2 separate regions of the Mus musculus genome follow, and region 2 is linked to region 1. Evidence: chromatin loops called from intact Hi-C (ENCODE). Cell type or tissue: left cerebral cortex. All regions are shown on one strand. Links, peaks and the distances in the headings refer to the core of each region. The heading gives the core; the rest is flanking DNA.

What was found. Peaks named below come from ENCODE experiments on the same cell type or tissue, not always from the same donor. Only the 100,000 strongest peaks of a DNase experiment are listed, where the experiment ranks them.
Region 2: a loop joins it to region 1, with 9 times the contacts of the local background. A loop is called at or near these places in 6 of 42 quality-filtered maps.

What each region holds. Positions count from the first base shown.
Region 1 is chr9:100,439,518-100,454,821 of GRCm38, reverse strand. It overlaps Gm28166 (a long non-coding RNA gene), which reads right to left and starts at 4,863. Exons shown (of 3, transcript XR_871066.2): 1 at 4,380-4,863; 2 at 3,355-3,408; 3 at 1,796-3,161. In left cerebral cortex, for the core only: CTCF peaks have their summits at 8,217 (motif pointing right) and 8,754; a DNase peak (open chromatin) is centred at 8,272; H3K4me3 peaks cover 621 bases.
Region 2 is chr9:99,723,794-99,739,097 of GRCm38, reverse strand. No RefSeq gene overlaps it. Among named protein-coding and RNA genes, the nearest start is that of Gm23949, 19 kb to the left of the region's middle. In left cerebral cortex, for the core only: a CTCF peak has its summit at 8,918 (motif pointing left); a DNase peak (open chromatin) is centred at 8,920.

The DNA of each region.
Region 1 (15,304 bases), core at 4,710-12,709:
ATCATTGGAAAATGCCAGCAATTGCCAAGAGGTCAGTCACAGGCCGATTTCTCCTCCACCAGTCCCTGTCTCCAGACACCACTTGCATCCACCTGCAGGCCTGTAATTGCCTCTCTGGGCTCTCCATCGATTGCTTCCCACACGTTACTGTCCCCTGTCACGTCAAGCGCCCGTTTCCCGCACTTTACTGTCTAGTCAAGGTTTCTTGCGAAACTTTCCGTTTTACTGAGGAGTTGCAATGCCGATGATATCTCTCCTCTGTGATACTCCTCCCTTTCTCTTTAAAATAGGCGTCTTGTTTTCCGTGGGCCTATTTCCTTCTTTGGCCTGTGTGACTTTTCTGGGGATGCGGATCTTTTTCCTTTGAATCCGGCCTGACCTGATCCGGTGGCCCAATTCTACCGCCCACCCGGCGGGAAGCGACTTCATTGCGTCTACCGGTGTCTGGTGCCACCTTGTGGCGAATTCTGAAAAAAAAAATCCATTTGTTCCCACTAGAGAGGAAGCTCCGTGGGCTTCCCGATGAGAGAAAGGGAAAAGCCCAGGCTAGTTTTCCTGGAACCAAGGCTCAGTTGGAGAAAGTCCCCAGGCTTAGACCGGAACATAGAGTTTCTCCATTGTCACTTGCAAGTTTAGCTGCCACCATGTCCTCTCTCTCTGCATTCACTGACACCAGAGCATGTGCCCAGTGGTCCCTTTTCTCTGCCTCTGCTCTACTCTGCAAGCCACTCACCTTTATCCCAGTCGTCCACCCCCCCCCCCCCCCCCGATCATTCAATCTAAAGCATTGTGCATAGTTGGTGAAGTCAGAGCAACATCCCTGTTGACCCAAACTGTAGGTTTGGTTTTGGTTTTCCGGCTCCTGGGACCCTGGTGATTCCTTGCCAGAGTGGGAGGCTCACAAAGAAGATGCAATGTTCACTCCTTGCATCCCTTAGCGAGCAATCGGCAGCCCTGGGAGAGGCCGGAAACTGATCCACACAGAAGAGAACCTGAACAGAAGCCCTCCAGGGACCCGAAATAGCACGAGGTAGCTCTTACCTTTACTCTGCTACCTGAACTGCTCACCTACCACACACTACAGGCCTCGAGATTGCCTAGGGACCTTCAGCAAGTTTTTCATACTTGCTCATCCTAAGGTCGTGCCTGCAGCCGCAGCTGCACAAGGCCCCCCACCCCAGATCAATTTGTCCAAAGTTCAAGGATACTTTTAAGTTTACTTTGAGATCATAAATAAAGCTCCTAGAGAATGCTGAGTCGGGACTTTGGGGGCTCCGTAATTGATTTCAGGGGACAATTTGGGATTCTCTAGGAACAGTGCGCAGCCAGAATGCCACTGTGATTACAAATACTGTCATCTTGCTGGGCAGTGGTGGCGCACGCCTTTAATCCCAACACCTTGGGGGGGGGGGGCAAAGACAGGTGGATTTCTGAGTTTGAGGCCAGCCTGGTCTACAGAGTGAGTTCCAGGACAGCCAAGGCTATACAGAGAAACCCTGTCTCAAAAACAAAACAAAACAAAACAAACAAACAAACAAACAAACACTGTCATCTCAGGCCAGGTGTCCTGGCCCGCGTCTTTAACCCTGTCTGGAAAACAAAACAAAACAAAAACAAAACAAAATAAAACAAAACCAACCAACCGAACAAAAAGAAATAACTGTCATCACTCACAAGAACACACAAGATCAGAAACTGTAGCATTGTGAAGCTTTCACTTTTCAAGGGTTGATCTCAACTTGCTGTGACTCCCCCCTCTTTTTGTTCTCTTGTATTCATTCCCATTTGGGAAAACAACAACAACCACCAAACACCCCCGCACCCATTAAAACCCCTGCAGATTCTACCCTGTGCTAAAGGCTCAAAGTAAATGTCTGCCCAGTGAACAAAAATGCCAGGCGCTCATGGAGGTTCACACGAAGGAGTGAAATCCTTAGGAAAAAGGAGTCAGTGTCACGAGGGTCCTGCAGCCAGAGCTGAGATGACATGTCAGTGAGTGCTCGGTACACTTGAAAGTCAGGAGTCTAAGAGGGTACACAAATAGACACTGTCTGTACCGAGCTGCTGAAGAGAAGGAGGGAAGAGCTACCGATCATGTTGGCATCACGAGGCCAACACCCCCTGACTCTAGACAAAACAGAAGAGGAAGCACTCAAGGAGAACACAAGTGGACTGACTTTGCAACAGAAATATGTGGCTGGGCTGTAGCCCAATGGTTGTGTGTGGGTGTACGTGAGGCCCTTGGTTTGATCCTTGGAACACTGAGATCTCTTTGATCAGGGCTGTAAAACTGATGCGTGGAACCTGAGTTTGATGGGCCCTGGCTTCTGGCTCCTGGCTCCAGGCCAGGCTTCTCTATTTGTTTCTGCACACAGCTCTTAAGTTCACAGCTAAGCCGCTGTTGAAAAATAAAATTGTTTGGAATCTGTGTCTCATTTTCCCAACATTGATTCAAAGCAAAGATACTTTCTGAGTAACAGCACAAATCTCATAATAAACCCAAAGGTGACAAGTGAGTGTCATAAGTTCCAAGAATATTTAAGTGTTCAGCTTTAGTCATGGTGTGTGCTTGTACACACACACACACACACACACACACACACACACACACACACACACACTGTGAAGAGCTCTGAAAACTTTCAAACTTGGATTTTTTTGTTGTTGTTGTTGAGGAGATGGCTCAGTGGGTGGAGCAGTTGTTACACAAGTGTGTGGAGTGGACCGGGGATCTCCAGAACTCCTGTACACGCTGCGTGATGGTGGTGACAAGCCTGCAGTTCCATCTCCCAGAAGGCAGGGACAGCAGATGGTCAAGCTAGATGGTCAGCTAGACTAGCTGCATAGGTGAGCTTTGGGTTCAACTAGGAGATTCTACCTCAGTAAATAAAGTGGGGAGTGCAGGCTTAGAGTCTTCAAAATCTACTTTAATAAGGGTTCTTAAATGCTTCAACCACCCTTCTAGTCCACCAACCAAAGGCAGGGGAGAAAAGATGGTAAATAGGACGAGGGGATGTGGGCCTGTTTAGAAGTAGTTCTTTGGGCCAGTTCTCATCTTCATTTGCCAGGAGACCAGGAGTCCACTTCAGTAGTGTCAGGATACCGAACAGGAATCAACAGTGGTTGTGCGATCCAGCAGAAACAGCCAGGTCTCTGCAGAACTGCATGAGTCAGCGGAAGCTACTAGAACCAGCTGGGACCCCAGGAGAAGTTCTCTGCTGTGCCTCTCTCAATGAAGTGAAGATGAGCAAAGACGCCAGACCAACAAATCTAGCTGTGCTAGCATTCTATCACTATCCATTGAGTCCTACTTGTACTCTCTCCAAATATTACCTGTCCTTCCATGGGTCTTACCTCAGCAAAACACCACGTGAGTCTGCATCGCATGACACAGCCAGGGACTTCCACCTCGGGGGAGTGATCAAGGAAGACACATATCATCACCCTTGTGCCTCTTTAGGTATATGTGCACACACACCTGCACGAGCACACAACCCACCTGCAAATCTGCAAATGCACACACACACACACACACACACACACACACACACACACACACACACACACACACCTGAATAAATAAAATAACCAGATTTCTTTAAACACAACCGCAATCCTAAATGTGCACAAGACATTGGTAACTATTTATGGAAATGGTGGAAAATCTTCTGAATGACCCGTAGGAAGGTGAACTTTGATGATCTCTGCTAGAAGAGGACTCCCTGTCTTTCTGTGACCTCTTATGATAACGACTACAGAGTCAGCACAAGAAGTGACCGAAAGGCACTCGGGGCAGTTAGGCCGATGACATACACATTTTACCAAGTAGCACATGGCGTTAGGATTTACTTTACATTTTCAAACTTAATATTCACTTTTGGTCCTAATTGTGCAATCAAGAGTTTGAATTTTTTTTTCTAAGCCAGTGCCAATTTGCTTAAGCCTCCGGTCTGAGCAGGCCCTGGGTGGCCTAGCACAGCACTGTTTCCTTCTCTGTCTGTGTGGCCTCTGATTGCCTTGACCCATTTCCTCCCTGGGTGCGTTGGTTCTTTCTTCTTTCTCCACAGCTCCAGAGGCCCTCCACTGACCCAGCCTAGCTCAGCTCCTGAGCTTTGTAGCCATCTTAGCTCTGGGAACCAACATCTAGATCTTGGGTCCCCGATTTAGATTCTGCCAGAAGAGAATCTGCTTGAGCCAACACTTGGGTACCCATCCGGGGTTAGGTAATTTGGCTCAGAAGACAGAGCCCCGCCCTGCAACCAGTGCAATGGGACCTGGTCCACAGGGCGAGTGGAATCACCAAGGTTCCTTTCTCCGGGAACACTGCGATCCTTTGCGTCCAGGGAAAGGCTGTTTTAAGGGGAATGCTCTACACTCACCTCACTGCAGACCCTGAGTGCTGCTGTTGCTCTCTCTTGGGGCTTCCCTGAGGCAGGCAGGAGGCTGGGGATGAGGGACTGGACAACCGGGTCAGGTAAAGCCCCAGATTACAGCAGCAGGGCTTTCCCAGAATGCAGCTGGAAAATGCAGCAATAGGACCGTGGAATAGAGGTGTGGCCTGAGGGAGTGAGAATCCTGATGGCTTCCACCATGCAGGCCAGAGGGTTCTTCTCTTAACTGGTCTTTGATGCTCGGTGGTCACCATTCTTGATACATGGCTGAAGAAGAGAACCGACTTCCACAACTTGTCTTCTGATCTCTACAAGTGTGCTGTGGTGCGCGCGCGCGCACGCACACACTCATATAACATGGGTAATTTTGGTGATTTTGCATACATCTAAATGTCAAAACTTTCATTTAAAACTGATGCTGTACAATATAACGACGGACAGTAATATCTGTACTGATAATTTTCATTGGTTCCCTTCCCCCCATTCAGAACATCTTTACTTAAAGAGGAGAAACCCAGAAAGAGGCCACAAGAGAAATGAAAGAGCTTGTCTATCTGCCTATAGTGACATCCCCCCCCCCCCAATCCTCTAAAAGCTCCACATACTGTGTGTGTGCTTGATCCTGCCTGAGGTTGAAGTATTAGTCAACGAAGGAGATGGCGGCTGGGGGCCTGGAGGAAGGAATGATGAACTTCTTTGGGGTTGCATTGGTTTTGAGGTGCTGGGCTCGAAAGACAGGAGAAGTAAAGGTTCTGGTCTGTGGCGGGAATCATTGTTAGGGCCGTGCTAGTGGTGGGAACAGAGTCTCACTGCCTAGAGCTTGAGAAGGCTGGAGTGGAGGTGAGTGGAGGGTGGGGCTTGCTCCTCCCAAAGTAGGCACAGGAAGGAAAGAAGATGAGCGAGAAAGTTAGCTGGATGGAGTAGCCAGTCAGCCGGGGAAGTGCTAAAGTGGACAGTCTCCAGCCTCATACGGAGCGCTTGAAGATGGTGAATGTGGTGCCTACTATAAAAATAAATAAATAAATAAATAAATAAATAAATAAATAATAAGAGAAAGAAAGAAAGAGAGAGAGAAAGAAAGAGAGAGAGAATGAGAGAAAGAGAATGAGAGAATGATAGAAAGAAGCAAAAGACATGGAGAAGAGGTAGGAAGAACAACGCTCTGGGCTATGCACAGAAAAGGCTGCGCCTGTTTTGGGACAGATGTCGAAGACCTGGCTAGCTAGTTCCTCGTTCTATGACTGAGGACACATCCCTGCGTCCTTTCTTGTACTCAGCTCCTGCCCTAGAGGACAAAGGAGACAGGGCAAGCTGCCCTGAGGGGTCCTCCTGCTCTGATTCTGCAGGTGGGGGTCTCTTTCCTTCCATGCTGCAGGCAGGCCTTGCTCCATCCCCTACTGTCCCAGGCTTATCATCTGATCCAGAACAGCATGTGCGTCACCCCTAGGGTGGAGCAGCTCAGCACCCTGGAGAGTTGTTACCGCAGAGACAGTGGAGCTGAGGCAGTGAGGTGTTCTATTTAGGCTTAGTCTCCTGGAATCTGAGTTCTGGTTGAGCTATTTGAAAGTGTTGTGGCCTTGGGAAAGTCACTTAACTCCCCTGACTTCAACTGTTCATCCGCAAAATAGAGCTAACAGTATCTCCCACATCAGAATGACAGAGGCGAATGAGGAAACAGACGAAGTGGCCTGAGGGCAGCCACTACTCAATGACCCCAGCTGGCCTAAGCGTTTGCAGATTGGCCAGCTGTTCTGACTTCAATCAGGGTGACACGTGGCTCCTCTGACAATTAATGAAGTTCCTGAGGTAGTGCCCAGACCACCTTCTTGCTCCTATAATTTTTCGTTTCATTTTATTTTACATGTTCAGGTGTTTTGCCTGCATATATGTCTGTGTACCACGTGCGTGCATGGTGCCTGAGGAGGCCAGAAGAGAGCCTCGGATTCCCCGGAACTGCAGTTACAGATGCTTGCGAGTCACCATGTGATGTTGCAGATGCTCGTGAGTCACAGGACCCAGGTTCACCACTAATTGAACCTGGATCCTCCGGAGGAACAGCCAGGGACTTAACCACTGAGCCATCTTTACAGCCCCACTCCTTTCCCATAGATTCTGTAGGCTTCGGGCTTGGGCTGACCAGCTAAGCAGGCTGGACGGACAATGTGCTCACAGGAGAGGGAGCTTGTGAGCTGTACCCTTGGCACAGGGGCTTCCGAGCCCGTTGGAGGGCAGACGAGACCTCAGTGCTCGCACCTGCGGTTTGTATCTAGTCTCTCAGGCATCAGGCCCAGAGCACTGAGGTTTTTCAGGCTATTGAACGAGTCTTCCCTGCATCAACTGCCTGGAAAGAAGCAGCCGGGACAGGAAGGAATGGATTTCTGCTAAAGTCACACAACCATGAAGTCCTCCCATCACCCAGGGAAAACCATGCCATCCCAAAATGGGTTTGTCTACTCTGTCTGAGAAAGGACTGTAGTCATCCTACTGAGACTAAGATGTGAGCACACACCAAGTCTCCTCGGCAGCAGACTCCAAACTGAGAGGAGTGACAGCCTCGGCTTGGCTCCCCTCTCTCTTCCTCCCCTCCCCACCTCTTCCCACTTCTCACAGGAAACCACATTCTTTGTACTAAGAATGAATAAAGAGCGGGGGAGACAGCTCTATCAGCACGCACGAGGGTCTGCGTTTGATCCCTAGAACCCATGTGCACACATGGAATCCCCATGTTGGGGAGGTGGAGACAAGTAGAGGCCTGGCAGCCTCGTCTGCTTGGTGAATTCCATGCCAGCCAGGGACTCTGTCTCAATAAAAGGGTGGATAACTCCTGAGGAATGACACAAAAGTGCATGTACTCTAACACATGCGTGTGCGCACCCACCAGGCAAGCTGGTGGAGGACGGAGTCACGAAATAGCAAAAGCTCTCTTTTGTGGACTTGAATCTTGTTGCATGGAATGTGTTATGTTAGGTATATACATTTATTTATACAGCATGCCAGGATCTGCTATCCTAAATATTGCTGCAATGACATTCCCTCTGTCTCTGTCTTTCTCTCTTCTCTTCTCTTCTCTTCTCTTCTCTTCTCTTCTCTTCTCTTCTCTTCTCTTCTCTTCTCTTCTCTTCTCTTCTCTCCCTTCTCCTCCCCCTTTCCTCCCTCCCCATCTTTCTTTGTTTCTTTTTCTCTCTTTCTTCTTCTTCTGTAGCTCAGGCTAACTTTGAAATGGTGTTCCTGGCACCTCAGCTTCTCCAAGTGCTGGGATTACAGCTGTGCACCACCATGTCTGGCCTGCATTGTCTCTCTCTCTCTCTCTCTCTCTCTCTCTCTCTCTCTCTCTCTCTCTCTCTCTCTCTCTCTTAAAATTTGATATGGGGTCTTTATTTATAGTCCAGGCTTGCCTGACACTCATGACAGTCCTCCTGCTTCAGCCTTCCAAGGCTGGGATTACAGATGTGTGTCTCTATGCTTGGCTTGCAAAGGCCTTTACACAGTCATGTATGTGTGGAATGAGAGCATGTGTGTTGTCTCATTGGGTCTCATTTGCCTCTCCAGTCTGTCCCTCTGTTTTCTTTTCTTTGTGACCCAGCTTTTTTTTCCTGACATGGATGGCTAGGACTTCAATTCTCCTTCGATATCTCCTTCCCTTTTCCAAGTTAAAATATTTAACCATGATGTTATGGTTCATAGATCCTCAAAGAAATAGTGAAAGCAAAATTTTTTTCTTCCCTCTGTCCTCCTTTTGAATATTTGTAAATTACCTGTATTAGCAATATTTGGCTTTTTCCAAAGCAGCTTTGGAGGGTGCGCCAGAGCCAGCTGTCATTCCAGCGGTTGCCACTAGGTGTCAATAGAGGCCGTGGTAGTCGGTTCAGGACCATCGGTTGATTTGGTTGGGTCCCTGCGGATTTTCTGAGTCCTCTCCTGTAAAATAACAAATGTCCGTGGTGCAGAGCACTTTCCTCAGGAAGTACTCTAGGGAGCCCGGGAGTTTGCATACGAAGGCGAGGAGCACGAGGCTCCTACTAATGATATTCCATGCCGACCGCAGTCGCTCCTAGGCAGGGCCTGGCTCTCCTAGCTTTGATGTATGAGATTATTACTGAGTAGTATGGTGGCCAAGCGATGCTCTGTGGGCAGGCTGAGGACGCGAGTCCTGCGTGGGCTGCAGAAATGTCGCTGCAGAGCACGGACCCGGTGGAGGAACCGAATGTACAGCCTGGACCCGGGCAGGACTGGAGGGCGGACACTCTCAGTGTGTGCTCAGCGCCACCTTCCTGGACGCCAACGCCAACGCCAACGCCAACGCGGGTGAATGTTGGCTGCGCCCTCCAGGGGTTGCAATGGGGGTTGTCACTGCAACTTATAAACAGACTCCAGGCATCTTTCATCTTCTTAAAAAAAGTTCTGGCCAAATTCCTCCACTCTCCACTCAGGGCTGCAATGCTTTGCTTCTAAAATTTTCCTCTTACATTAGGATGGCATCACCAGCTTGGGTCTGTCCGTAGCTATTTTCTCCTAATTAAAACATTCCCTCCTGGAGGGAATGAGAAGCAAAAGACTTAGAAAGCTGGCCAAATTTACAAGAGTGAGGGAGCCCAGAAAATAAGATCCACAAGGTCCCAGCTCAAGGTTGTAAGTTTCAGTAAACAGTTGCCAGGAGAACCAGAGAGCTTCCTTGAGGCTGTCTGTAAGCTGTGCAGAGAACTAGCGTGGTTGCAGCCTTTGTGAGCTGCTGCCCATACTCGGTGGGCTTTCCCATAATGTAGCTGCTTTGGAGTTCTACCTGCCCTTCTAAGAGACTCCTCCCTGTGCTCCTGCGAGGAACCCTGATAAACTCTCTGGTCCACCAAGTTGGACTTCACTCGAATCATTATTTTGGTTTTCCATCTGTTTCTGGGGTGAATAGACATTTATATTATGGTTCCTCAGGAAAAACTCACACGATGCAATGTGTGTACGTGTGTGCGTGTGTGTGTGGGGGGGGTAGAGAGAGACAGAGAGACAGAGAAACAGTGACTGAGAGGCAGAGAGGAGAGGAGAGGAGAGGAGAGGAGAGGAGAGGAGAGGAGAGGAGAGGAGAGGAGAGGAGAGGAGAGGAGAGGAGAGGAGAGAGTGATATGCTTGCCTATTCTACTCCTTGGGTTTTGATGTTGGGTACCTTACCTTGTTTATTGTTCATTGCTGCTACAATCTACAACAGGAAGGGGAAAGGAACTAAAAATTAAAAACACTTAGGTAGAAGAGTCCTTTCTCTTAGATATGTAGTAAATGCAGGCACCATGGCGTCATGTGCAGCATCATTTAACTCTAGTTGAGGACAAGGCAGAGCATTTTGGATCGGGAACAAACTGGGATGTGGGCACATCTGATAAGCCATTTTGTGCTCTCTCTCTCTCTCTCTCTCTCTCTCTCTCTCTCTCTCTCTCTCTGTCAAGTAGAAGGCACCATAAATATGACAGGGGTTGGGAGCAATAAGAGGAAGGGCTTAGTGAGAGCTAGGAATGCGTGATATGGGCTCACAGGGATTTGGGTAGCCTGACTGGAACTTGGGAAAATGAGCAAGACTGTTCAAGTATTCAGTCCTGTCCAAGACTGATGAGACATGACCTCTGCCTTCTTCTTGTAGGGATTAAAGTGTAGAAGTGGATCACATGCTGACCACCAGGATCAAAGCCTGCAGACGCCAGATAGGGAAAGACCAAAGAGGATGGAGCAGGACCCAGAGTGTCTCCACTGTGAATCCTTGCCTTCACACCTGTTTGAAAGTGAAGCTACGAGGCAGACAGTAAGCTGAAAGCCTGCCATCTTTGATTGAGGCTTTGGTTGCTGTTTGGACTCACATCTCCAGTCTTGAGTGCCACTCAGGGACTCAGGCTGGCTCCTGACTTTGTCCCTTTCAAGTATCACACTTCTGCTCAGCGTGGAGACTGGTCAGTCCCCTTGTCATGTATCAGAGCTCAGCTATAGCTGAGTGTGGTCTTTAACCAGGGCCTTGGCTGCCAATCTGAGGGGGAGACTCTGGAGTGTGTGGAGAGGAAAGACTAGTGTCATTTTGACACACTCTTGTGAATGCTGTATATAAGCAACCAAAGCCCAGAGAAAGGCTGTGAACTTCCCCCTGCACCTTCAGCTTAGACTGTCTGAGCCTGACCTGGTTGCCCGATGAGTTCAACCTTGTTTGTCGTCTTGGTTCAAATCTCCATGTTCCTGGGCCCATCAAAATGGGGGTGGGGTGACCACCTCCAAAATAATTCCCCGTGACTCTGAGCTTCCTGGAGAGGTAGAAATACTCAGATGAGTATTCCCTAAAAGTGTGGTTTGGGGCTTCCTCTGCTGCATGGAGCAAATGTTGGGTTGGACTGCCTTAGTTTCTCAACATGCAGGGGTTCCTGGATATTAAAGAAAATATGGCTCAGAGGAGATAGGAACATCAGCTTCAATTTACCACTCCCTCAGCTGAAAGAGCTTGAAACCAAATTTTCCTCCATCCTCCTCCTTCATCTCTTCCCCCCTCTTCTTCATGCATTTTAAACAGTGATGATAGGCTGACCCATAACTCTCATCCTTAGCTAGTTCGTTTAGTTCAAGCATTGTACCGACAGGTACCCCTGAGGTACCTAGAGGTAGTCACTCTAAGCTGTGGGAAACCCCATTCTAAAACCCCCACATATTTGAGCAATGCAGTTTTGATGTTTTTGTTTTAAACATTGGGGAAAATATGTGGTATGGGTTGAAAGTGCAGCAAGCTTCCACCCCCCTCCCAACCCTGCCCAATAAATAACGAATGAAATTCTTATGGTCTCACTTTTTTTTTTTTTTGCCACAAGTACAACACACACCGATAAAAAAGATATACGCTGAGTGTAGCCGTGATAATAGCCTTGGCAAAGGTAGGCTGAAGCACATTAACAACGACGTATCTGTGGGAGCCGCACCTTATGTAAGATGCATTTTCCTCTAGAGCCAAGTAGCAAAGAATTCACCTACACAGCTAGAAAGGGGCCGGTGGGCTCACTCGAGATCCAGTGCCGGCCCGATGGCAGGGAACTTGTCACTTACACAATTGACACAACAAGGGCTGCCTTCCATGTGGCACAACAGAACCTGGCATGTAAACTGGACCTGATACTCAGTGGTCACCTATGGGACTGGCTGCGCTAGTGTCACCTATGGGACCCAAGATAATTGCACTGACATCTTTGTTTAATCTGGGGAGAAGAGCACTCTGTGTTGGTTTCCACTGACAAGCCTGGATGGATACACGCATTGCACGCTGAGACACGCGCTTAGGGTTAGCTATTCAAAATATCCTTTATAAAACCACACTTCTCTCCCTTCCCCACAGCTGCCCCCTAAAGACTTATAGATCTAAATAACGATAGGAAACGGGGTGAAGATGTTAGGATGACACCCAGTTTGACCCTCACTGGTGGCCAGAGGCTCACTGGGCTGCATAAGCCAAGAGAGCATTCAGGGCCACCTGGAACGTCCATCTGTGCAGGTATTTGTAAGTGATGTGCCAGTGCTGTGACTTTGTTCTAGTCCCTTCACCTGATCGTAACTTCCTCTTGCTCACTCCTGCACCCAGTGGGCCAGCTGTAGCCTGGCTGTTCTCTCTGTCTTCCATGGCTCACTCCTGCACCCAGTGGGCCAGCTCTAGCCTGGCTGTTCTCTCTGTCTTCCATGGCTCACTCCTGCACCCAGTGGGCCAGCTGTAGCCTGGCTGTTCTCTCTGTCTTCCATGGCTCACTCCTGCACCCAGTGGGCCAGCTGTAGCCTGGCTGTTCTCTCTGTCTTCCATGGCTCACTCCTGCACCCAGTGGGCCAGCTCTAGCCTGGCTGTTCTCTCTGTCTTCCATGGCTCACTCCTGCACCCAGTGGGCCAGCTGTAGCCTGGCTGTTCTCTCTGTCTTCCATGCCTGTAAACCATTCAGTGATGCCGATGGAGACTCTTCCCCAGCATCCTGGGCAGCTCAGCCTTTCTATGACGTTCTCTGCGGAGCCTAGTCGGTCTAGTAAGAGTCCTGCCAAAGTTCTAGCCCAGGTCTCTACTGTTTCTCGTCTCTGCTTCTTATCCCAGGCCTCTGCCTCTTCAGGAGAATAGTAGTGCATTTGAGTCTAATCTCAGCCATATTCCTTAGAATTTTAACTACGTTTGCCTCCTCATGGCCACGGTGGTCATCCCATCCAAATATTAACCAGGCTTCATCCTGCTTAGCTTCAGGCTGGGGTGTGATCATGTGGTATGGCTAAAGTTCAGGGGCTTTTTACCTCTGATTTTCTACTTCATAGACCCTTGTCATTCTTTCTCTTCCTCTGGCCTGAGGACCCTCAGTTTACAGAACTTTCCTCATCTTCCATAGTTGACTTATCCAAACAGTGATCATCATCTCTACCTTTAAGGATATTTTGAATAGCTAACCCTAAGCGTGTGTCTCAGCTTGCAATGCATGTATCCATGCAGTATTATACCATTTATTTATTTTTTTTAAACATTTTTTATTTTATTTTATTTTTTTTATTAGGTATTTTCCTCGTTTACATTTTCAATGCTGTCCCAAAAGTCCGCTATACCCACCCCCCAATCCCCTACCCACCCACTCCCCCTTTTTGGCCCTGGGGTTCCCCTGTACTGGGGCATATACAGTTTGCAAGTCCAATGGGCCTCTCTTTGCAGTGATGGTCGACTAGGCCATCTTTTGATACATATGCAGCTAGAGTCAAGAGCTCCGGGGTATTGGTTAGTTCATAATGTTGTTCCACCTATAAGGTTGCAGTTCCCTTTAGCTCCTTGGGTAATTTCTCTAGCTCCTCCATTGGGGGCCGTGTGATCCATCCAATAGCTGACTGTGATCATCCACTTCTGTGTTTGCTAGGCCCCGGCATAGTCTCACAAGAGACAGCTATATCTGGGTCCTTTCAGCAAAATCTTGCTAGTGTATGCAATGTATACCATTTATTTATTTGTATGCTTACATGTGTGTGTGTACAAGCATGAGGGTATGCATGTTACAGAACATGCATGGAACTCAGAGAACAGCTTATGGGGATTGGCTCTCTCCCTCCAATTTGTGGGTTCTAGGGATGAAACTCAGTCCGTCAGGTTTGGTGACAGGCACCTTTACCCGGTGAGCCATCTCAGTGGCCCTGTCAAACAGACTAACCACACAAGCAACAACAAAAAACAGCCAATAAAGCAAGTGGAGGGTGAGGAGACCTGTAACAATACCTTCTTCAAAATAAGAGTGACAAGAAATGATGATAAGGCTGGGTCTGATAGCACACACCTTTAATCTCAGCACTCAGGAGGCAGAGGCTGGCAGATCTCTTTGAGTTCCAAGCCAGCCTGGGGAGTAAGTGTGAGGCTGGCCAGGGCTGCAGAGTGAGACCTAATCTTAAAGAAAGAAAAGAAAATGAATGCTAATGAGGAATGTCAGCTGGATTTGGTCCCCACATGTTCCTCAAGGCAGAGTCATGGGACTTGTTCACGAACCACTCATAATGGCGGTCGGTGTCTGCTCACCTCATTCATTAGTGTGTCTGGCTTGCCGTGCCGACCTTGCAGCTGCTCACTGTAGATGCTGGGTGAATGAAGCTGTTCACACACCACGTTCTGGACAAGGGGATCTAAAGTTGTCCAGATTTCTGTCTGACAATTTTTAGCTCTCAGAATACAGGGAAAGAAGAGGTTTTTGTTTGTTTGTTTTAAAGATGGCTACTTGCTACTTACTAATGAAGGGAGACAGATCTTGAGCAAGTCTTGAATTATGTCATAATGAAAACATACAATAGTAGACGATTAGATAATTGTTCCTTACTCATTTTTTTCTTTCTTTCAATCCGGAGTTGAACTTAGGGCCTCACACATGCGGGGCCAATGAGTCACCACTGAGTTATGTCATCAGTCCTCTTACTAAAAATGTTTTTAAAGAATGAGAACTATACTATCGGGGTGATATGTCCCTCCCTGAATGAAGGCCCCACCCGGAATCTTCCAGGTGACCATCAGAGACTCCTTTGTCCTATAAAGAGATTCAACACAGAGGCTTACATCTTGGATGGTGGAAAACAGACTGCCTCTGCCTGTGACTCATGTTGGCAAAAAGAGAAGAGGAACTGAGTTTCAGAGTCCCTGCAAGTAGCAGGGGAGGGATCTTGCCGGCAACACACTCTCTGTGTTCCCTGTGTGCTGGAGGCTCTCCAGCTGGCCACAGCCTGGCTTTTCAAGAGGCAATTAGGATGCGAAGCCTGGTTGCAAGCTTGTTCGTGCACAGAGCTCTGCTCACCTCTGTCCCTTCGACCCTGCCTGGGCCCATTCTTGAGTGTGAAAGTTCTGATTGTTATCTCCGTTACAGAATCCCATTCTTTGTCTGTTCTCCTCTGCCTTCACCCTCAGTTTCTTTGAATGTCCTTTCATGGGACGACTTGATCTGCTCCCACAGAAATGCAATTATCAGAAATCAACCTCTCTCACCCATTTCCGCCCTAAGCAGCTTTTGCCCACTGGTGAATTTCACATTGTACTGAGAAAGTCAGCAACTAATACTAATAATAATAAAATATGTTTGTATTTTTAGATGACTTTTTCCACCGGGGACTCCCTGGCGAGAGCAGGGCGCTGGGCAGAATGACGGGGTGTATGAGCCGGAAATAGAGAGCCAGAAGAGGCCTGGCCAGCTGAAGGCTTTTCTTGACAGCTAATTTCCATTTTTTGGTATCAAGGGGTCTGTGCCAGTAATTGGCATGCAGATTGTGTCTGATGGGCCTGTTATACAGAATAAAGGAATCTGCTAGTTAGAATAAGCCAACCCCAGGCTGATGGATGGGGCATAAGGAGGTCATTGCGAAAGAGAAATTGTGTGTGTGTGTCCCTGTGCGTGCGTGTGTTTCACAAGAACCCATGCCCCTCCTCCCCC
Region 2 (15,304 bases), core at 4,044-12,043, 720 kb after region 1:
CAGTCTCCACTTTCCTGACTTTTTCTTAATTACAAAAATTGGAGTATTCCAAGGTGAGGTAGAGGGTTCAATATGGCCTAGTTTTAATTGTTCCTCTACCAGTTGAATCACAGCTTCTAGTTTTTCAGAGGATAGGTGCCATTGAGGAACCCACACTGGGTCCCCTGTTTTCCATGGTATGGGTCGTGCTGCCCCAATGGCCGCTAAGGAAAACCCAGACCCTGTCTGTCTTGGTTTCCATTAGGTGAGATGGGCTCTATCCTTCCCTGTTCTTGATGTCCTAACCCTTTTCCTTCTTTATAACCCATCTTTGCCATGATATTTTTTGCTTTAGTTGAATACCCTCCCGATGGGGCATTTTCATTGGACAAAATAAGGCCCAAATGCTGCATAATATCCCTTCCCCAGAGGTTAACCGGGAGTGGGAGCACATAAGGTATGAATTTCCCTTGCTGTCCTTCAGAGGATTCCCACGTCAAGGCAATGGAGCTTATAGTGGGACATGATTGATAACCTAGGCCCTGTAATGAATGAGATGACTCTGTGGTGGGCCACGCTTTGGGCCACCAATGTGTAGAGATTATACTTTTATCTGCTCCGGTATCAAGGATGCCTTCAAACTCTTTTCCGTTGATCTTAAGGCAGAGCTTAGGTCTATTATTCAAAGATACAACCAAATAGGCAGAATCATTTCCTGAGGAGCCCATTTTCTTTATCTCAGGTCCTGCAAATTTCTCCCTGGTATTATCAGGGAGGAGCAGCAGCTGAGCTATCCTATCTCCTTTACTAATAGAAAAAACGCCCTTAGGGCTTGAGCACAGGACCTGTATTTCAGGGGAATGTTGACAATCCATAACTCCAGGGTGGACTACTAAGCCCTGCAAGGTGAGTGAACCCCGGCCGAGAATAAGGCCCATGGTTCCCAGGGGCAAGGATGGTATAGGCTCCACCGGCACCGGCTGAATACTCATTTGAGGCATTAGTAGGAAGTCGGAGGCGGCACGCAGGTCCACCCTTGTGGGTCTTCCTGGGTCGCCTCTTTGACTGCTTCCTGGGTCCTGACAAACTGGTTCCCATATCTTTGAGGGCCCTGGGACCGAGGGCCCGATGACCCGTTTTTTGGCACATAAGTTGATTGACTATCAGGTGGGGGAAGAATTCTGCCCTTTATATCCCTCACAGAGCGACACTGGTCAGCTCTATGATAACCCTTGCCACACTTAGAGCAAAGAGTGAGAGTCCCTCCCTGTTTATCTGGAGCTCTGCAATCTTTCTTAAAATGCCCAGGCTTTCCGCAATTAAAACATGTCCTCTGATTATTTCTGCCCATGGAGCGGTTCTGAGATTGGAGGATGGCGGCCGCTAAGCCTGCATTGGTGAGAGGTCCCCCAAGCTCTCGACAGACCCTGAGCCAGTCTTGTAAGCCTTTGTTCTTTCTTGGGGCTATGGCCGCTCGGCACTCCTTTGTGGCTTGCTCATAGATTAGCTGTTCTATCAGAGGCGCAGCTTGCTCTGACTCTCCAAAAATACGCTCTGCTGCCTCTGTCATTCTGGTCACAAAATCTGAGAAGGATTCCTGAGGTCCCTGGACAACTTTTGTTAATTGACCAGTGGTTTCACCTGCTCGGGAGAGCGCCTTCCAGGCCCTAATAGCCGTGGAAGAAATCTGGGCATAAGCTCCCCAATGGTAGTTTGTTTGATCAGCAGAATAAGCTCCCTGACCCGTTAACAAGTCAAAAGTCCAATCTCTCTGCTCTGGAGTCAAAGCAGCTGCGTTTGCTCGGGCCTGCGCTTGTGCAGTTTCATGCCAAAGAGCTCTCCATTCCATATATTTGCCCATACTAGGGAGAGCGGCTTTTACAACCGTTTGCCAGTCGGCAGGAGTTAGTGCCATGCCGGCAAGCCTGTCTAACTGCACCAAGGTAAAATTAGCATTGGTTCCGTATTTACGGACCGACTCGGCGAGTTCTTTAATTTGTAAGTATTCTACCGGAGCGTGGACACGCCCACCCTCGGCTCCTTCAAAGACTGGAAATGCCTGTTGTATTTTCCTTTGTTCCTCTCTGGGAATGAATGAGTCTGCGCACTGCCTCTCTGCGCACTGCCTCTCTGCGCATCTCTCTGCGCATTGCCTCTCTGCGCATTGCTGACGCACTACGCAGGGCGGGGGCTCCGCATAGGGCGGACCTTGAAGCCGACTGCCCTGAGGCCAATCAGCAAACTGGCCTTCGCCAGCCGCTTTTGGCTTCCTTAACTGATTAGCTAGCACTTTACCTGGCTGGTACCCTTTTTTCTCATAATGAGCTGCTTCTTCCTCCCAGTCTGTTTCTTCAGAGGAGAATTCTTCATCTGCTTCAGAGCTACTAAGAGCTGGCTCCCCGAGCCCATCCAGCGATGAGCACAGGCTCCTTTTCCTAGAGACCTCCGCTAATTGATCTTTCTTCTTTTCCCTTTTTCCTCTTTTTCTTCTAATCTCTCTCCAGGTATTCCTACCTAACCTTAACTTTTCCTCGGGTTCAAGACCCTTGGAAAGGCCTGTATGCTTATTTTGTGTACCATATTTTCTCTTTGCTCCTACTCTCTCTCCCCGCTTTACTTCTGATAGATTGTCCTGAATTTCATCTAGAATCCGCCCTGCCTTAACCACTTGATAACATGTGAAAAGGAACAAAAGGGCTTCTAACATTAGAAAAAATTCAAGGCCAAATATACCTTGTAAAGCCATTTCCCACTTTACTTCTGATAGACTGTCTTGAATTTCGTTAGAAAGTTCAAGATCAGACTTACCTCGTAAAGCTGTACTCACTGGTACTCTCGTTCCCCAGCTGAAAAGTTCTGAATTCATACAGTTGAATCCTTCTTAACAGTCTGCTTTACGGGAACCTTTATTACCGCGACCCGCAGTTCTGGTTCTGGAATGAGGGATCTTCCTTGCGCCAGTCCCGAGTTTTTTTCTCGTCCCGGGTTTCGGCACCAATTGTTATTAGACGCGTTCTCACGACCGGCCAGGAAAGACGCAACAGACCAGAATCTTCTGCGGCAAAGCTTTATTGCTTACATCTTCAGGAGCCAGAGTGCAAGAAGCAAGAGCGAGAGAAAACGAAACCCCGTCCCTTTTTTAGGAGAGTTATATTTCGCCTAGGACGTGTCACTCCCTGATTGGCTGCAGCCCATCGGCCGAGTTGACGTCACGGGGAAGGCAGAGCACATGGAGTGGAGAACCACCCTCGGCATATGCGCAGATTATTTGTTTACCACTTAGAACACAGCTGTCAGCGCCATCTTGTAACGGCGAATGTGGGCGCGGCTCCCAACATCAGAGAGATGGCCCAGTGGCAGAGCAGCACCACCCACTCTGCACTCTGCATGTGGCAGCTTACAACTATCTGCAGCTCCAAATACAGGAAACCCAAGGCCCTCTTCTATCTTCCATAGGTACAAGGAATGCACATGGTACACAGACGTGCATGCAAGCAAAACACTCATATGCATAAAATAAAATTAAAATTAAATATACAGAAAAATATAGATATATTGTAGCCAGTACATGTATAATTCTGGCTCAAACAGTGGAGGCAGTAAGGTCACCAGTTCAAGGACAGCACAGGCTACATAACAAGACCCTGTCTCAGACCCTAGCAACAGGAGCTTGATAAACTGTCATAGCCCAGCAAGGACCAGGTAAGGCCGCCTCCTATCCTGATCACCTGCAATCTCTCAAGAAATGTATCTCACCAGCAAAGATAGATACCACTGAGGCTGGAGAGATGTCTCAAGGGTTTAGTGTGTGTTGTGTATTTTCTATTACCCCAGCACCTGTGCCAGGTGGCTCACAACTGTGTGTAACTCTAGGTCCAGAAAATCTGAAGCCTCTGGCCCCAGTAGGCCCCTGCACACATGTGCACAGACACACATATGGATATAATTCTAAGAAATAGAAAATACTTTTTTGAAAAGGCTAGACACTCCCTTGGAGAAAAAGAAAATGTATGACAAGCAAATAGAACTAAAGACAAGCAGGTGTAACTATTCTAATATCTGACAAAATAGACTTCAAATCAGAGATAATGACAGCTACACGATACCCTCCTAGAGGACAATCTATCAAGAGGATATCAGAGTTCTGAACATATAAATACAAGTACACCAAGTTTCATAAAATAAATGCTATTTCTCCAAGAAATGAGTCATTGAAACAAAAAAAAAATGATGTAATAAATTATATGGACCTAACAGATACTTAAAGAAGTTTGACCCAGAGGCAGAAGAGATGGCCTACCAATTGCAGAGGACCCAGACTTGGTTCCCAGCACCCCATGATAGGTCACAACCATCAGTAATTCCAGTTCCAAGTGATCTTACACTCTCTGGAGACCCCCATAAATACCAGGAATGCACATGACCCACTTACATACATGCAGGCAAAACATTCAGACACATAAAATAAAAATAAATCATTTTTTAAAAGAAGAAATTTTACCCAAGCACTAAGAAAATACATCCTTCTCAGGAGCACATGGAGTGTTCTCTAACATAGATCACATTTGTAGGAAGGAAAGCAAGCCTTAACAAACATAGTACAATTGAAATAATATCCTGTGTTCTCACTGGTCACAATGAACCAAGGCTAAATATCCACAGCAGTAGGAATGGCACAAGGTACTCATGGAAACTAGACAGCACGAACACACACACACACAATGATAAACAAATCAAGAAATAAAATAATTCCTATAATTGAATGAAAATGAGTATACAATATGCCAAATAAGTGGGAAAAAATAAAAGCAATCTTAGAAGAAAAGCCTATAGAATTCAGTGCCCACATAAAGAATTATTAGATAGGCTGGAGAGGTGGCTCAGTGGATAAGAGCACTGACTGCTCTTCAGGAAGTCCTGAATTCAAATCCCAGCAACACATGGTGGCTCACAACCATCTGTAATGGGATCCAATACCCTCTTCTGATGTGTCTGAAGAGAGCAACAGTATACTCACATTAAATACATATATATATATATATTCGATCTCAAATAAATGACTTATGATGCACTTTAAAACATTCAAAAAACACAAAAGTAGTAGATAGGAAGATGTAATTAAGATAGGAAATTCATAAAATAGAAGTGAAACTTAAAAAAAAACAATATGAAGAATCAATGAAAAATTCCTTGAAAAGATAAACAGGACCAGTAAACCCTTAGCCAATTTCACCAAAAGTAACAAAGATAAAACCCAAGTTAACAAAATTAGAGGTGAAAATGGAGACATAACAAGAGATACCAATGAAATCCAAAAAAAGGCCATGCTTTAAAATGTAAATTCCTCTAAGTTAGAAAATATAAAAGAAATAGATGAATTTCTAGAATCTAGAAGCCTACGACCTACCCAAAATTAGATTAAAATGAGATAGGTAACTTAAACAGACCTATACTAACAACGAGACTAACTCAGTAAAAAGTCTCCCAACCAATTAAAACAGAAGTTTACAGCCAACATCACAATGAGTGGAGAAAATCCTCAAAGTATTCTCACTAAGATCAGGACCAAAGTGAATTCATTCTCGTCACTCATCCAATACGGTGCTCAAAGTCTTGACCACAGCAATATGACAAGAGAAAGCAACAGAAAGGATACAGGTAAGAAGAGAAGAGATTAAAGAGTCCCTTTTTCATATTCCATACAGAAGAAACCCTAAGGACTCCACCAAAAACAACTCTTAAATCTAATAAACATTTTTGGCAAAGTGGCAACATACAAAATTAATATACCATAACTGTAGCTTTTCTAAACACCAAGACAGGCACACTGAAAAAGAAATCAGCAAAGCAATTCCAAAAAGAAAAAGAAAAAAGAAAGAATTCTGAAAATGTGGGTCTCTGTGTTAATCCTATGACAACAGAGCCTTCCCCGAGGAGGGCTGACTGATGCACTAATCTATGGGTATATCAGTAAGTTATTAGGAGTCAATTCAAAATTATGTTTTAGCAATTGTGATTGCGTACACAAGACCCATGCAAGCCAAGCCTGACCTAGTCAATCATAGCACAGAGAGAGACAAGACGGACATAGAGTCTCACCCCTAAACAAAGAGCTATTGGCAATTGATAGCCACTGGGAAGGGGGGTCAGTTTTCTCTAAAAGCATTGCCACTGGCAGATCACCCACATTTAATGAAAGGCCACGTGTCCATGAATGTATGGGAAGCATAAACTCCTGAGTGAAAGGAGAAAAGAGGGTACAAGGTTAGAGAGGGAAGACAGGAGAGAGATGGATGTGGGAGGAGTTGGGGGAGAGCATAGATATGATCAGAACTCATTGTGCAATATTATTACAGCCCTAATAAAAAAAGAATATGGCATTTAAAAAATCTAAAAAGTGATCCAAAATAGTAATTGTAAGAATTAATTTTATGTATAATTTGGGGGTGACTACTTCTGCCAACTCATTTGATATCAATTTTACTTTCAAAAGATACTAAATACAACCTTGTAGTGGATTTGTTATTCTGGTTAAACCTTTACTCAGTAACATGAATACCAAAATCAAAACAGAAAAATAAAAATGTCTACTCAGGTAGGAAGCCATGTTCATCAGCAAGCAAATCAAAAGCTTCAAGTTGGGGGGGGGGGGGGAAGAGGGACAGGACCCCACCTGCTTGTTCCTGAAATGATAAAAATATTGAAAAGTTTTAGCTTTGAAGACAATGAAAATGATCCTTTTAAAATCTCAACTTGTTTTATGTCTGTATCAAATATTCTGCCTCATAGAGTTTATCCTAGGAAAATAATGAAATCAGGAAGTAATTACCGTTCTAAGATACTTGTATCATTTTCACTTAAAATAGAAAATATTGGAGATGTACATACACTAATACAGCATTAATCACATTAAATAAAAATACACTCAAATGTTGAGATAATATTAAGCTTCTTGGAAGTTTGAGGTTGATCTTTAGTAATAAAATCTTAAAACTATACCATGACTTACTAAGTCAAAAAAAGAGAGAGAGAGAGAAAAGAAAGAAAAGGTATGAGATGTATGGCTAACATGTTGAATAGATGTTGTAGTTGACATGCTAAAAACGCAGCCAGGGACTGGGAAGATGGCTTAGTGTATAAAGAGCTGGACCTTCAACATCAGTGTATAAGGCTGAGTCTGGCTGTGTGCCTGCAATCCCAGCAGTGGGTGTTCAGAGAGAGAATAATTCCTGAGGTTTGCTAGACCAGCCAAATCTATGAGCTCTAGGATCAGTAAGAGACAATATCTCCAAAAGTAAGATGGAGACACTAGCATTGACCTCCAGCATCTACATGTACACCCAGAGAAACAGGTACACACACACACACACACACACACACACACACACATGCAATTTTTATTTTTGTCTTTGTTGGCATTCTAATATTTGGACAGAGGGTGTTCATTTCTTTACCAACTAAAAGTGAACACAGCAGCCTCGTGATTTCCTTATTCTCTCGAGCTTACTAGACAGCCCTGTGATCACTTGACGCTACAATTATGACCTCAGTTAAAAAGAGACAGACTCAGCTGGTAAAGGCATTTGTCCCAAGACCTGGATTCAATCCCTGGGACCCACGCAGTGGAAGGAAAGACTGGCCCCATTCAAGTCGTCCGGAGACCTCCACAACTGCAGCATGGGACACACAAAATAAATAAATAATAAACCAGAATGTTCTGTGATGGTATTCAAAATTCCAAATCTGAATGGGCTAATCTGTGGGCCAATTTGACACTTGTCTTTTGTCTTCGTTTCTGATGTTTTGCTGTATAGCTAACCAGTTTCATCCAGAAGACTGCCACTGAAAATGAGCAGGCAGCTCTCCGCTTTACTCTCCCTCACAGGAAATTTGCACCAAGCCCCACCCACCCCCACCCAACCTCCCACCCTGACACACACACCCTTTTGCTCTCTGAACTTGATTCCCTTTCATGAATATAACCAGCTGTCTCACTCCTCAAGGGCAGGATGGAGGCCATGTTTAGCACTCTTCTAACAATGGCCTTTTGCTTAGTCAAATAAGCCAGAATTTGATTAAATTACCATAGATAAAATTCGATCTAAGTCCAAAGACTGGAGGCAGGGCTCCTGGTTATGCGGCCAGCTCTGGTTAATAGGGAGACAGAACGAGATACCCCAACTAGCAGGAAAGAGATAACCGTGGATGGTTGAGAAGTGGAAAGTAAGACCTGCACCAGAAGCAAGAGAGTCAGGCTATCATTTCTGCCTCTGAGGTAGAGGCCAGAGACTTGAAGCCCGCCCTTGGTCGGCCAGTTGCTTTACGCGCATGCGTTCCTCCGTTCAGGTGTCTGTCCATCTCCTTTACGGAACAGCATAAATGAGGCTCAGAGGCATGAATGAAAGCAAGACACTGAACCCAGGATCAGGGATCCAAATCCCCTGTGCCTTCTTCCTTCTTCTATTCTCATGCGCACAGCCTTCCACTCAGGCTCATCGGCAGAACTTGCAAACCCTACTCCAGTACCTTCAGCTAGAACCGATTCCATGCCTAGAGGAGCGGTGAGGTTTGGCGATTCGCACAGGAGGCAATCAGTTACCCCCACCGCCTTTGCAGGGAAGGGGAACTGAAGAGTGGTTTAGTAGCTGGACTCAGGGACCTCACCCTATTACTGTGTCACCTGCTGCCTCCAGGACACAGCTGGGAGGACTAGACCTTGGTGAGCAAACTTTGGGGGGTTTTCCTACCTTCCCATTGGGCTGAAGTGAAAAGCCATGATCAAGATACTACCGATAGAAAGAACCAACAAGCAACAGAGTTCCCCCAGAGTGGCTCAGGCTGGAAAACCCTGGCTAGGTTTGTGGCAAACACAGGCTGTGAGTTTCTGTAACCCTGAGCTGAGCTGCAGCAGGCTTTACTCCGAGCTGCTGGCTCCCTCTCGTGGCGGCTGCCACCACCGGAATGTGCGCCTTCTGGCAGCTTTGAGAGATTGGAGACAAAAGTGAATTGGAATCCCCTAAGGGCTTTTAAAACAAGCTCTGAGCCACAGGCCACTGCACTCCACACAACCTGGAGAGAACTGGATCTGTGTTGTCCAGTGCTGCCACCAGCAGCTAGGAACTGCTATCGACGACTATTCGGCCCTAAAGAAAACTGAAATTAAAAAAAAAATTGCAGGAAAAAAATGGGCTTAAAATATAATATTTTAAACATGACATCACACAATCTAGAAAGAAGTCATGTGTTCTCTAGCATATGCCGAATCGAGTCGAGTGTGTTTGTGTATCTATGTGTGTGTGTGTCCTCTATATGTAATATATGTATGTGTAAAGAAATGTACATATGGGTACAGTATAACATGAGAAAAATAGACCAAGATTTAAAAAAAAAAAGCTAAATATAAAGAAATAAGATAGGACTTAATTGGGGTTGATGAGATGGCTCAGCAGGTAAGAGCACTGACTGCTCTTCTGAAGGTCCTAAATTCAAATCCCAACAACCACATGGTGGCTCACAACCACCCCTAATGAGACGCCCTCTTCTGATGTGTCTGGTGCATCTAAAGACAGCTACAGGGCCGGATTAGGCAGGATTGACTGTAGTGAGCAGAGGTCCTAAATTCAATTCCCAACAACCAGATGAAGGCTCACAACCATTGTATAGCTACAATGTATACTCATATACATAAAATAAATATTTTTTTAAAAGAAAGGGCTTAATTAATGGACACAAGCTTATATCTATAAAGCTAAATGTTTTTCTAGTTCTAATTCTATCACAGATCATATTTGTTTGTTTGTTCTGGTGGTGGTTACATGCACAAATTTAACATGAAACTTCACAGATTTCTTTTTAATGTCAACTAACTATATAAAACTCATTAAATTATGTAGTTTAAGTCTAGTTCATTTTAGTATATGATGTTTTTATTTTCTTTTATTTGTTTTATTTTCAAGGTTTTTTTTAAATATTAAAGCAGGAAAGAATAAACACTCTATTTGAGATGGAAATGCAGAATGTTTACTGGATTTCAAAACCTTAGAACTGGAAAAGAATTTCCGTATGGATTATCTGTTGAAAGGTTTGTTTTTTTTTAAATGGTGGGTTTAATAAATAACATTACTTAATTCTCCTCTTCCTTTTTACTTTTTAAAACACAGCTATTAGAAAACTGAGAGCCACAAATGTAGTTCATAGCTGCAGCTTCAGTCTTATGTAAGGCTGCCATGCTTAACAGATAAAAATACCTGGTGCTCAGTTAAATATGAATTTCCAGTAAACACAAAATTTCTTAGTATATCTAATAAATATTTAAGTATAAATATGTTTAATTCTAAATTTTGGAGTATACTTATAGTAAAGTCCTTATTAGCTGGAATTCAAGTTTTATTAGCCATTCTGTGTTTTTATCTGGCCACCTTCCTATGTCTCAGACAGCACCAATTACACCCTTGCTACTTAGAATGTAGGTTTCACCTGGGAACTTACTTGAAATGCAGGCTCTCCGGCCTTGCCAGGGCTGCTGAACCAGGTTCTGCAAGCTAGCAAACTTCTTAGTCTAAAAGCACTGAGATTGTACAGCTAAGAGGAGGTACAATGGAGAAGATTAGGATTCCCGGCGCTTGGGCAAGACAGACAACCTTAAATCTCAGGCTCTGAACCCACTCACTTCTCATCCCGGAACATAACGGTTGCTCAAGAACCTGAATTATGTATGAACTTATGAATAAGTGACTGGATAAGTAAATTCAAGAACAAATTGAGGGTGGTCGAGAAGAGATATTAGTTTTTTTATTAAACTGTATTTGTTAATGTGATGTATGTGTGTACAGGTGCATACATGCCGTGATCTCCAAACGTGTGGAGGTCAGAGGACATCTTTAGGGAGTCACTTCTCGCCTTCTGGGATAGCGTTCTGTTTTTAGCACGGACTTTGACCCCTCCCCTGCATCAGCTCGCCAGCCTGAGAAACACACTTTGGAGCGGAGCAAATTCTGAACTACATAAACGTCAGCAGAAGAGGAGGAGGCTCAGAGAAAAAAAACGATAAAAAGGTCACTTAAAGTGAATGGAATGTATGAATGCCCTGTTTGTCTGAACTTCATCCTGTCCTCGCAGAGACTTGAGCTCTCAGTGACTTTCCCTCCAGTATCTCTCCTTCTCTTCCGGTTTCCGGTCTGTCACAGTTACAAACGCTAACCACGCCTCCCACTCAATCTCCAAAATTTCCTCCAACTCCATGCTCTTTCTCATGATCCTATTTCTCCTTTGCCCTTTCTTGAGCAAGTTTATGATTAAAACAAAAGTCTCTACTGTAATTTCCCTCCTTTTTTCATTCCTTTCCTCTATGTTCCAGCATCCTTCCTACGTACTAAAAGCATCCTTGAAAAAGGCACCAGTGAACTTACTTGTCAATCAACCCATAAAATAACCCCAGGCCTTCACCTGCTTGGCCTCTAGCAGCAAAAAGTATATTTCACCTCTTCTTTCTCTTTTTCTTCCTCCTCCTCCTCCTCCTCTTCCTCCTCCTCCTCTTATTCTTCCTCTTCTCCCTTCTTCCTCCTTTTTCCTCTTCTTTCTCCTTGTTTTTCCTCTTCTTCCATTTTTTCTTTTTCTTCCTCTTCTTCATCTTCATCCTCTTCCTCTTCCTCCTCCTGTTCTTCCTCCTCCTTCCCCTCCTCTTCTTCCTGTTCCTCTTCCTCCTCCTTCCCTTTTCTCCCCATTCTCTTTCTTCTCTTCCTCCTCCCCCTCTCTTCTCCCTCCTCTTCCCCCTCCTTCTACTCTTCTTCTTTTTCTCCTAGCATCCTTCTTTTACCTTCTGTGACCCTACATACACAGCTTTCTCTACCTCTGTGCTCAACCTCCCTAGTCTTCTTGCTGGTGTTTCTCACTCTGCCTGCCATCTAAGGGTTGATAGTATTCCAAAGACCAGATCTGGGCCCTCTATAGAACTGCCTTTGCACTCTGTTCCTGTGCCATCTCATTACTCTAACCATCATCTTGCCTCTCTCATCAGGTGTCATCCCCGTGCTGAGAACTCAGAAGTCTGTGCCTCCAGATCCCTACAACTAACCATGGAACTCCTCTGCACACCACTCAAGATATCTCAGAGACAGCCTCTGTCCACCCAAGCCCTTCCCTCTCTTTCTATAACCTCCAAAATGGTTCCTCCTCCAGCTGCATTTTTAACATCCATAAATCTGCCACAATCCCCTCAGATACCAATGCTAGATGTTGGGACTCTCTCCTACCCATTTTCTCTCTTGCCCTTCTGTCCTGGTTAGCATCAACTGTCAACTGACACAGAAAAGAATCACCTGAAAAGAGAGTCTAATGGAGCAATCGTTTTTATCAGGTTGGCCAGTGGGCATGTCTGTAAAAGATTGTCTTGATTGTTATCTGATATAGAAGAGCTGATCCCAGTGTGGACCGCACCATTCCCTAGGCAGGTGGTCCTGAACTGTATAAAAGCCTGAGTCAGCAAGGAGCACTTCCCATAGTTTCTGGGGGACTTCTTTGGCCATGAGTCCCTCAGACAATGTTGTATGAAATAATGAAGCCTGGCTCACATCTTGAGCACTAGCTTTCAACTCCTACCCCTCAAGATTTGAGAGTTCAGACTTTCCAGGTTTTTTTTTTTTTTTCAAAAACTCATGCCACACATAAGAAGCAAACTCTGGAAACAACCTAAACGCCCAACAGTGGAAACAGCAGCAAGCAAACCTGATGGTGCTACAGGGCAAAATGTTGAAACAGGCTCCAGAAATGAGTTCTTAAGAAAGGCAATACTTCTAAATATAAAGTTAAAACTTAAAAAGCATGATTAAAAACCACATGTGTCATCTGAGACCAGCTATGTAAAAATGTATGCAATGCTTGGAAGAGAAAATTAGAGGTAAATGAAGACAAATTTTTGGGAGTAGTAACTTCTAAAGGGAGAATTATACATTATTTTCTGTGCTTTTATGATTTAGAAATTTGAAATATATATTTATTTTTATATTCTATGTATTTATTTTTCTTAGATTTTATCTTTACAATAATTTTAGGTTCGTGGTGAAACTGAATGGAAGGAACAGAGATTTCCTAAACACGCCTCATCCCATACCTATCCTATGTAGGACCTTCCACGTTATCTCTGCCCCCCACCAACTAACTGGTGCTTTTCTCACTGATGATGGGCCTACATTGACATAGCATCACCCAGAGTCCACAGGATTCAGGCTTAGCGTTGTGCTTTCTGGAGTTTAGACAAATATTTAGCAGCAGGTGCCTACCACCACAGAAACGACACAAATCAGCTCCATACCCCAAAAGTCCTCTGGGCTCCACCTGGCCATCCTCGTTTGGATATTGGAAAGCACTTTCATTTTTTTCTTTATTTTTCTGTGTTTTATATGACTTTCCTGATAAGGAAAAAATAAATAAATATGTCATTTAAAGTAAGTCTCAGTGGGAGGAAATCAGGTTGGCGTCTTAATTTCTCCCATGACTCCAAAACGCCTTGTGTAAATTTGTAGCTCCCCTGGATAAAAGGACCCCTGACATGATCGTGTAGTTCTCATCTTGAATACTGGGAGATGGCTGGGAGCCAAGCAGGCCTACAGCTAGTCAAACAGAAACCAGGCTTCCCACCTTGTTTGCTCTCGCCTGATTCTGCTGCTGATTCCTGAGAGCAGGAAGCAGTCCTGAACTTCCCGATACTGCCCTTGCTCCGATAAGACATGCGGTGGGCGCTGGTAGGAAAACCAGGACAGAGATGGTCACTATCCCAACTGCTTCTCACACAGGCCTTCTCCTCTCCTCTGCTTGCCATTACTCAGTTAATTTGTTCCCTATGTTAGCTAAAGGTGACTATAGATTTTACACTTAAAATTTTGCTTCATCCCAATTAATCAAAACTGAGAAAGAGAAAAGTCTCTTTCTCAGTTCATGTTCACAAACAATTTGGGGAATGTGATCACTGCCTAAGACCTTTCCCCGGGAGTGTTTAACATACGGAAATCTTCCAAAGAGAGCCAACTGTACACTTTCTTAGCTTATCTTCATGCTTCAGAGTGAAGTGTTAGTCCAAATTCTTAAGGTTTCTCACAGCACCATATTCAGTCAATTTTCTTAACTTTCTTGATGGTACCTTACATACATACATACAGAGAGAGAGAGAGAGGAGTTTGATTTTGTTAAAGTCTAATTTTTTCATTTTCATTTGTAGGTTATACTTTGGGTGTCATACCCAAGCAACTAGCCCCTGCTCCAAGATAAAGATCTGTGTCAATGTTTTCTTCTAAGATGTTTGTAGTTTTAGCTCTTGTGCTTAGTTCTTTGGTCCATTTTGAATTGGTTTTCATGTGTGGTGTGAGGCAGGGATATAACTTTATCCTGTTAAATCCAGATATCCTGCTGACCCCCTACTCATTGAAGGAACTGTGCTTCTTCTCCGCTGGATTGTCTTAGAAAACTCTTTTAAGACTCAGTTGGCCAGAATATGAGGGTTTATTTTTGAATTCTGAGTTCCATTTATTGAATTATGTGTCTATTCTTATATATTTGTATCATGCTGCCTTGATCACTGTAGATCTGGAATATGTTTTAAAATCAGAAACGCTAAGTCCTATCATCTTGTTCTTCTTTCTCATGGACCATCTTAGATTCCATGGGTTTAGAATAAGCTTGTCCATTTTGACGAAGAAGTCACTGGAGAGGCAGAGCCAGGTGGATCTCTCTGTACTTTTGAGGCCAGCTTGGTCTACATAGGGAGTTCCAAGCAAGCCAGGTCTATGTAGTGAAAAAGAGAGAGAGTGGAGGACAGAGGGAGGACGGAGGAAGAAGGAGGAGAAAGCAGAGAAGGGGAAAGGCTGAAGTTAACCTTTCAATAGAGTATATTGGATCCAATTGGGAAATGTTACCATCTTAATACATTAAATCTTCCAATAAGTGGAAGATATTTTCACTTATTTTTATCTTTTTAAAGTTAATTTCGATGGCTTTTGTACTTTAAAGAGTTTAAAGAATAAAAGTGACCTGGGGCATGGTGTATGGCTCGGGTATACAGAGTACTGCTGCTCTTCCACAGGACCCAAGCCTCACATACGCAAAAATAAAAAATAATAAATAAAGACAAATCTTTTTTAAAGTAAGAGGTTTTGAACTTACACTATGAAATTTGTTCCAAGATATTTTTTTTTCTTTTTTGTTCTGTGTGTATGTTTGAATGTGTGTCCGTATATGAATGTATGCGTGTGTGTGTGTGTGTGTGTGTGTGTGTGTGTGTGTAAGTTGTATGTGTCTGTATGTATATGTATGCATGTTTGTGTGTATGCATGTG